Regions from separate parts of the Mus musculus genome. Here region 2 is linked to region 1. A link is a loop called in an ENCODE intact Hi-C map of the cell type or tissue named here. Cell type or tissue: heart. All regions are shown on one strand. Each heading gives the region's core, and the rest is flanking DNA. Links, peaks and the distances in the headings are about the cores only.

Region 1 (4,340 bases), core at 284-4,283:
GAGAACAAATCAAGACATGAAAAACTGAAACTAAAATACAAGAACGAACTACGCTTTTTTCGTTCCTGGTTTCTCAAGCAAGCTAAGATTCCTGTGTAGCCCCTTTGCTTGCCTTAAGAACTCACCCAAGTGCTGGCACTCACCACCCCTTAAAATGTACTTTTATAGAATACAACGTCTAAGGTTTCCCCACAATGTAGCCTGCTGCCTCACCATGGTCTGCCCGGACGGTGAAGGAGCCACCCGCAGACGACTCCCAGGCATACTGCTCATCATCATTGTGCTTCGTGATCACAACCACTTTCTCTGCAACTAGATAGGCCGAGTAGAATCCGACACCAAACTGCCCGATCATGGAGATGTCTGCACCAGCCTGCAAAGGGTTTGAAGTAAAGAGGATCAGCAACATGGTTCTTGGCCAAGTATAACCATCTGCTGCGCAAGGTAACAATCAGTTCAATGTCCAGAGATCTAGGGGTCAAAGCTGTCCTGACCAACCACTTGTACTTTTTTTCTAATAAGTGTCCTAATATGTAATACCCTAGACAGACAAATTTTAACTTAAGCAGTAACAAATTAGAGGACGGTGTGGATGAAAGGCCACACACCTGGAGAGCCTCCATGAACGCCTTCGTGCCAGACTTAGCAATGGTTCCCAGGTTATTAATGAGGTCAGCCTTGGTCATGCCAATGCCTGTGTCCACCAAAGTCAGCGTGCGCTCCTGAGGGTTGGGGATGATGTCAATTTTCAGCTCTTTCCCACTGTCCAACTTAGAAGGGTCCGTCAGGCTCTCATATCGAATCTTGTCCAGGGCCTGTAGTAAACGCAAAAAGCCAGATTATTTTATTTTTCCAAACAGTCCCTCCCCCTTCAACATCAACTGAACTGTTCTTCTCAATCACTCCCACACACACACACACTTCCGTGAAGCCTTAGAAATTCAACAACAGAATACTCACATCTGAAGCATTAGAGATCAACTCGCGGAGGAAAATCTCCTTGTTTGAATAGAAAGTGTTGATGATGAGGGACATGAGCTGGGCAATTTCTGCCTGAAAGGCAAAGGTCTCCACCTCCTCCTCTCCATGGTGCACTTCCTCAGGCATCTAAGAATGAAAGAATTACTACTAAGGACCATTATAGACACACATTTTAATATCCAGCTCAAACTTCTTTAGTCTGGGAAAGTATCCAACCCAAAGAGACAAGAGCAGCCATTTTCTTTAAAAAAGGACATTTAAGCTACAATGGCCAAGACAAAAATGACAGAAAAAAACCTAAAAGATGGGTTTTCCAGAACAGATGCCCAAAAGTCAAACTCTTGAACATTGGCATGTTCAGTGCATAGCTCACTGACTCTGAACAGAACACCTGGCAATATGGTAAAAATCCAGACTAAGTTAACAATACATAAAAAAGAACCTCAAGCAACCCCTGGTACTCACACCCCTTAACTACAATCTCCTCATTGGGGTGAGGAACAACTTTAACAGAAAAAGCAGTCTTTTTTAATTTTTATTTTATTCCACCCAGCAGGGCAAGAGAACCTTGAAGCTGTAGTCTGGGAGGCGCTCACGGGGCAATTAAATCAGGACAAAGAAATCAAGAGCTCCACCGTGACCACTCACTGTGCAGACTTGCATAGGCCGGAACCCAAGTAAAATGGTGGCCCAGCCGTCCAACGACCCTCGTCACTGCCGGACATGCGTCGGCAGGAGCCACACGGGGAGGGGGCGCCATTGAAACCCTCCCACCGCCCCAGCATCCGGGCACTGGGGCGGGGCGCCCAGGCTTCCAGAACAATCTGAGCTCCGGGGAGGGGAGGAGAAAGGGAGGGACCTAGGAATCTTCTCGTGCCTGCTCTGTCTCTCCTCCCCCGCCCTCCACTGGGAGGGCAGAAAGATCTGGAAAGGGAAAGCGCGGTGGGTTCCGGCGTCCCTGCTGTGCACCCCTCCCCAAAATCAAGCACGTTGGTACCGGCGGCGTCCGGGGGAGGCAGCCAGGCCAACCTCCCCAGGCCTTGCTGAGTCACGCAGAGCAGCCCGCCACCGCGCGGACCCTGCAGCCGCGCCCGGAAGTGGAGGGCAAACATGGCAGCGTCCCGGGTCGGCGACTACCACGTGCGGCCGCCCACCACCTGGCCGGGCCGCACCCCCACCCCACGCTCCGGGGAATCCACCCGCCCCGGGGAGCCTCGCGTGCAAGCCCGCCGGGGTACAGCCCGAACCTCTAACCTCTAGACACGTTATCTCCACAGGCTGCCCCGCCGGGGAAGGAGGCTTTGGGACAGATGAGATGGAGGCTGGGACCCCGGGAAGAAGCCCCCGGAGAGCCGCCGGGGACGAGAGACCCCGGCCTTACCTTGACGGGAAAGCCGAGTAGTAGTACAGAGCAGGGTGGTGGGCCCGGACCAAGTCCGACTCGCACGGCAAGCCTAGGCTGCGCGGGGGTGACTCAAGAGAGCTCCCGAACGCCCCCGACCGCCCTATATAAGGCGAAGCACAGCCCGGGCCCCGCCCTTGGATCCCTCCGCCTTAAAGGAGTGGCTGCGGGCCACGCACCTGCCGCCGCCCGCCCACCTTGACGTCATGGTAGCAGATCGTGGAGGGGGCGGGGAGGAGCGGGACCCCGGGCCTGGTTCCTGAGTCAAGGCCAATTCAATATCGTTTTGCACATCCCCCATTTCTGCAGGAGTAGGACATGTCCCCCCTCAAGATGAGCAGGGAGCATGCATATGCAATTAGGGATGTATCTGCGGGCGAATACCCTACGGACTGCCTCAGAAAACTCAAGGTAGGCGCTTCCACCCCCCCACCCCCCAAGAGTCCAGAACTCAGGGGACTGAAAGAGAATGGAGGTGGCCAACTCGGCTGCCATTTCCAGACCCGATCTTACTAGAATGTTCCCTACAAATCGCACATCAAGAGAAAAGGATGATAAATTCCTTGTCCAACTTTAAGGAGGCCCCCGATTCCCCCATCCCCACCCTCCCGGGTACAGCACAGCTTCAGGCTGGGAGCCGCTTTCCCCGAGGGGAGGGGCACGGGCCTGGGCTGGTAGGGACTCTTTGGCGGCCTGCGGCGGAAGGATCAGCAGCGGTGGTGCTGCGATTTCTTCCAGCAGTTTCTAGGCCTGTCTCGGCGGTCTCCACCCCTCCCCCCTAGGCTCCACCTCCCCTGCTGCGGCGGGGGCAGTGTCTTCGTCGCCGCTTGGCTGGGTGGCTTTTTTTTTTTTTTTTTTTCCCCTACCTTGATCTTACCCTGGGAAGAAATTTTCCCCAAGTCTGCCTACCGTGGGCCAGGGTTGAACGACCCTCCACGCGTGGCCCTAAGAGGCCCACATAACAGTGGGGGAGTGGAGCGCAGAGGGAGGGATAGCTGACCTGGATCGGTCACAGGGCACGGGGGCTGTGGGGGTGAGTGACTGCGGACACCTTCTAGTGAACAGAGAACCGAGCTAGCAGCTTGCGCTACTGGGTAGAACACTCCCCACCCCTCAGCCTCCCCGGTCTCCCACGTACACAGCGCGCGGGTACGTGCGCCCTCCCTATGTGAGCACAAGCTGTTTCTCAAGCTGGTTTCGCTTCTCTAGCCTCTTCCCTACTGCATGCAGCTCTTTGGACCTAGAGAGGAGCAGGTCCCAGTCTTTTCAGAGAAGCTGGAGTTCTAGGCATCCGCATGAAGGTGCTGGTCACAGGTTGGCCCAGTTCCAGGAGCCAGAAAACCAAGTTGTGCCAGTGCCTCTGTTCTAAAGGTGGCCTGCCATGTCCTTCAGCTGGCAATCTAGCCTTGCCTTTTTCCAAGGCTGCATCTGGAAGCTTGTTGGACTGATGAGCCCTCCAGTAGAGGATGGGCACTCAGTGCTCTGCTATCTTAGCTCATGCTGGCTTGTGTCCCCACACCACCGCCCACACCTTTGTTCCCGGTGCTTGCCTGCAGTCTGTCTAATGTGCATTCATTGTTAAACAGTAGTTGCTTTCTCCTTGCCTCTGTCTACTTCGTCTGTTATCATCCCATCCTGCACTGTCTGTTAGCCTCTCCTTAATTCTGTGTGTGTGTGTGTGTGTGTGTGTGTGTGTGTGTGTGTGTGTGTGTGAAGCCCATAAAGAAATCAATATATGAGGAGACACTGGGTAGGATTGCTCAGAAGGCCCTAGGGTGTTGCATTGATTCCTAATCTGAAACCAGAAACTTCAACACTCAAACCCTCTCAGCAAAAGGAGCCTAGCTGATCCCTGGGCTGGACATTTAGCTCCAGGGTAGTGTTTCCCTAAGACCCACCAATCCTGGATTCCCTAGTTCACAAACAGCACTGACTACCTCTCCTTGGCCTCTGAATG
Region 2 (4,340 bases), core at 85-4,084, 630 kb after region 1:
CAAAGGCAGAGAGAGCAAACTGGGCTTCGGGGTGGGTTTCTGAAACCTTAAAAACAGCTCTTCCAACAAAGCCATTCTTCTAATTCTTTCCAAACAGTTCTACTAAGGACCAAGTATTCAGACATACAAGTCTACGGGTCTGTTTTCACCCAAACTACCACAGTGCCTAACAATGGACTTAGCATCATCCATCACGGAGAAATGAAAATTAAAACCAGAGAACAAAACACCAACAATGTACATCACTACGGGGAGAGGACCAAGGAGTATTCTAGTTGATTGGCAGATCTCAAACATAGATTTAGGGAAAAGAGAAGAAAATGTTCTGTATCAATCAACCTCAGAGTGAAAATATTCAGGAAAAAAAAGCATGCAATGAAAGCACCTGGACACTTCCCATCATTCTCTAAAAGATACAAGTTATCTATTCACACAGTTCCAGGTGTTACAATTTGGAGTATTTGGGGAGTGTTGCTCAACTTTAGAGCTCTTTCCTAGCATTCTCAAGTCCACAACTTTAAACCTTAGCAAGTGTCTCTGTGTGCATGTCTACGTATGTAATGGCATAAATTGGTCATATGCCAGGAAGGGCATCCTGGAATCTGGAAATTCCAAATTATTCTGTGAATTTGGAAAGATAATAAATATATGTAATATCATAGCATTCATGAAGAGTTGGGGGTGTCGGTGAGACAGGGTCTCCCTGAGTAGCTCTAGCTACCCTGTAACTCACTCTGTAGACCAAACTGCCTCCTGAGTACTGGGGCTAAAGGTGTGTGCCACCATAAAAAGCAAATTTCAAATCTTGAAATACTTTTTAGAAACATTTGGCTATGGAGCATGGTGGCACAGATCTTAAGTTCTAGCACTCAAGAGGCTAAGACAAAAAGGTTTGAAGTTCAAGGCCAGACTGGGTTACATAGAAAGTAGGAAGAAAACACAGACACACATAAATGAAGAAGATAATCTAACACTATGTAAATATCCCGTTTCTCTGCAAATTTTCAATAACTATGCAACTATGAATAGATCCGACCTGTGAGGACTACTTTGTGATGTTTAGTGATTTTCTATTTGTGCAATTTCTTTTTTTGTTTTCAAGAATGGTTCTGAATGCCATGTAGTCCAAATCGGCCTCAAAACTTGCTCTGCATCCAAGGATGAGCCCCGAGCTGCTTGCTCCTCCCACCAAACGCTGAGATGACGCAGACAGTCTTAAAGGCTCTCGAGACAATTCCAATGTGCAGTAGCTTTGCATACCAATGGCCTATCACAAATAATACTTTACAGAAACACAGGAAATTCATGATTTAAATACAAGAAACAGGTTATACAGATGAGTGAGCTAGCACCCAACTGTAACTTTAAACAGTTATTTTTCAAATAAACAATCACATTGAAAACAGTGCCAAGCAACTACTACTACAAAGCTGCAAAATTACTGTAAAGAAAATAATTAAGAAGATACTGAATGTTCAAAGCATTAACACCTTACAAATCTCGCCCCTCACCTAAAACAAAATGATCGTACGTTTAGAAACCTTTTACACTTAAGTCAGGCGTCCTTGTGCTCTGGCGTGGCTTTTCTGTAGTACTGGAACAGATAAAGCTAGAAGGTGGCAAATGTATTGTCGCAATCAATACAGGATAAGTACCATATTCAATATAAATATCAGAGGTAAAACTGGAAGCGAAGCTGTGATTTAAGGGCAACAATTTACTAAGTGGAAAAACACCTCCTAAAACATATGCAGGATAAGAGATGATACAGCCTTAAGTCTTTTATGTGTTCCTTTCGTACTTTTATGTATTGGCAAAGTCTGCACAATGCCAAAACGTAAAAGACTACGTAAATTTGGGATGGGTTTTGTTTCGTGAGGCAGGGTCTCACTTTGCAGCTCAGTCTGGCCTCAAACTGGAAGCAATCCTCCTGCCTCAGCCTCCCAGAGGTATAGTTGGGATGCGTTTTCCAACATCTCAGTTCATCCCATTCTGTACAAAAGCACGTTTGGGAGTCGGTCGTGTAGTAAGACGCACGAGAAAATATGGACCAGTGAAGAGGAAGGTTTAAAAATTACAAGAAAAACTCTTTCTACAAGAAAACTCTCCTTAGAGACACTCTTAGAGCCTTCTCTCCCAGTAAGCATGCTTTTCATTTCGGCCCAGTCACCCCCAAGTAAAAGCGACAGCCAAGGCTTCAAAAGCCATCCGATATAGCGATCCCGAGCCGTGTTTTAATGTCCTTACCAAGGCGACACCTGTCAAAACTGCCAAGAGCGAAGCTGCGGGCTCCGGGCGGAGTCCAATGACAGCGTCTAGATGTCGTCGTCGCCTTCCCAGGAGCAAGTGAGTGTAATCTGATAACACAGATCCGAGTAGGTAGCCCTAGGCTCCCGCCGAGCCAACAGCCCTTCCAGCCTGCAGGTTTACGCCCCACAGCAAGCCCAGAGGAAATTTGGAGTTCAGCACCGCGCGCGCCGCGAGGGACGGTTGACGCGCCTGCGCACCGCGGAACTTCCGTTCCCCAGCCCCGCCCCGCCAGGCGCGGCCGTCACCCGAAGCGGCCACTTCCGCGCGCGCATGCGCCGTGGCGGCTCCGGCGCATGCGCAGCGCTGGGTTCTTCCCAGCTCCAACTTCTGGGACTCACGCTCCTCCCTCCCGTTTCCCCACCCCCAGCCCGCCGCGGCCCGGTATCAACGTGTGGTCCCGCCAGGGGAACTGTGCGTAACCTCGTGCTCCCGGGACGCCGGTGGGGTTCCCGGCTCTAGCCATGGAGATGGAGCAAGTGAACGCGCTGTGCGAGGAGCTAGTGAAAGCGGTGACGGTCATGATGGACCCCAGCTCTACCCAGCGCTACCGGCTGGAAGCCCTCAAGGTAGCTGGGGTCCTGGCGGCCTGGGCCTGCCCCGAGAACCCTATCCCAGGCTTCCCTCACGGCCTCTCCAAACTCAGTTTGTCTCCTGCCTATGCGGCCTTTGATCTTCCCACTGCCCGTGGGGAGGGTGGCTTCTGGTCGCGGCCCTCACCTCCTCCCACTTGAGTCTTTTCTTGCCTGCGCGCTTGCCTTTGCATCACACGCAAGGGTCCCTAACTGTTGCACATCTCCTCGCCATGTCTCAGTGGCTTTTTTGCCCACTCCTCACTTCTCTTCACTCTAGATCACACCGCGGTCTCCACCCACGCAGGCTGTGCCGGCTCTGACGCCGGGGCAAACCCCACATTCCCTGGCGTTCCGGGAGCGCACGTGCAAATTCCTGCCCCAGTGCCACCTTCATTCTTCCCTGCTGATCACTCCAGACTTGTGCTGATTCTAGATCCCCGTGTGTCCATTTTCTTACATCCTTACATACCTCTATCTTTCGAGTCTTGGCCATCTCTGGGCTAATTTGTGACGCTCCTTCCTCGTTTATACCTGTGAGATAGTCTCCGGCTGTTTTTGCGCGAAGACGAGCTTTACCACCGGCTTTGCATTTATTTGCACCGGGGCACTTTGGTTTCCTGGAAGTAATTCTCTTGCGTCCCGGGTGCTCTCTGCGCCAGGGTCTAGTTCAGCTTTTGCTATTTGGGAACGCTAATACCTTCAACAGAGCTTCTCTCTATTAGAGTAAGCGCCAACATATAGATGTATGTGGCACAGGATTTGGAATCAAACAACTCTGTTTGCTTTGTCTTTGATTGTGAAGAATTTTACATAGGCAAAGAAACAGAGCACCAGAGTGATCCCGAATAGGCCTGTGACCTAAACTCAGATGATACACAGATTTGCTTGTTCACTGACTCCTCCTGGCACCCTTAGTTTTGAAAGCTAATTCTAGGGGTTGACATTCAACTTGTATGGGTATATCTCTAGCATTTTTTTTTGTACTCTCTTAGATCCAGTTTAGTATTAACATGACTAATATCTAAATGGAGAGTGTCAGTATTACTAATCTAGATTTTCGCATCTTAAAAATACAGCTAAAAGGACAGCAGGTAACCCCTGCTACTGGGAAGACTAAGGCAGGGGATACAAAGTCAGGCAGCTATCAGAGTGACTTAGTAAGACCTCCTCTCTCAGACAAAGTAAGCAGAAGAGCCCTGGGAGATGGCATAGAGGGTGGAGCTTTTGGTGCCTGTTTATGGCTGAGGACTGGAATCCAGGTGGAGGGGAGGAAGAGACTGATAAAATAAATCCCTGAGTGGACTCACCAGCCCGTCTAGGCAAATCCTGAGCTCTGGGTTCTCAAAACAGCAGAGAGAAAGACATTCAACTTCAGCTTCTGCCTTCCACTCAAATGTGCAGCTCCATCATCCATGAACATCTGTGTGAAAACACTGCACGCACGCACACACACACCCA

Evidence for each region. A loop is a pair of places that touch in the nucleus more often than their neighbours do. Peaks named below come from ENCODE experiments on the same cell type or tissue, not always from the same donor. Only the 100,000 strongest peaks of a DNase experiment are listed, where the experiment ranks them.
Region 2: a loop joins it to region 1, with 4 times the contacts of the local background. A loop is called at or near these places in 1 of 42 quality-filtered maps.

What each region holds. Positions count from the first base shown.
Region 1 is chr17:45,570,805-45,575,144 of GRCm38, forward strand. Hsp90ab1 (heat shock protein 90 alpha (cytosolic), class B member 1) reads right to left here and starts at 2,457. Exons shown (of 11, transcript NM_008302.3): 1 at 2,363-2,457; 2 at 961-1,107; 3 at 609-815; 4 at 214-373. The coding sequence starts at 1,107. Gm35399 (a long non-coding RNA gene) reads left to right here and starts at 2,511. Exons shown (of 2, transcript XR_385595.1): 1 at 2,511-2,592; 2 at 2,693-3,986. In heart, for the core only: a CTCF peak has its summit at 2,015; DNase peaks (open chromatin) are centred at 1,797, 2,517, 3,107 and 3,487; H3K4me3 peaks cover 3,810 bases; H3K27ac peaks cover 3,069 bases.
Region 2 is chr17:46,200,150-46,204,489 of GRCm38, forward strand. It overlaps Polh (polymerase (DNA directed), eta (RAD 30 related)), which reads right to left and starts at 2,492. Exons shown (of 11, transcript NM_030715.4): 1 at 2,248-2,492. Xpo5 (exportin 5) reads left to right here and starts at 2,662. Exons shown (of 32, transcript NM_028198.3): 1 at 2,662-2,876. The coding sequence starts at 2,772. In heart, for the core only: a CTCF peak has its summit at 2,451; a DNase peak (open chromatin) is centred at 2,572; H3K4me3 peaks cover 3,066 bases; H3K27ac peaks cover 2,069 bases.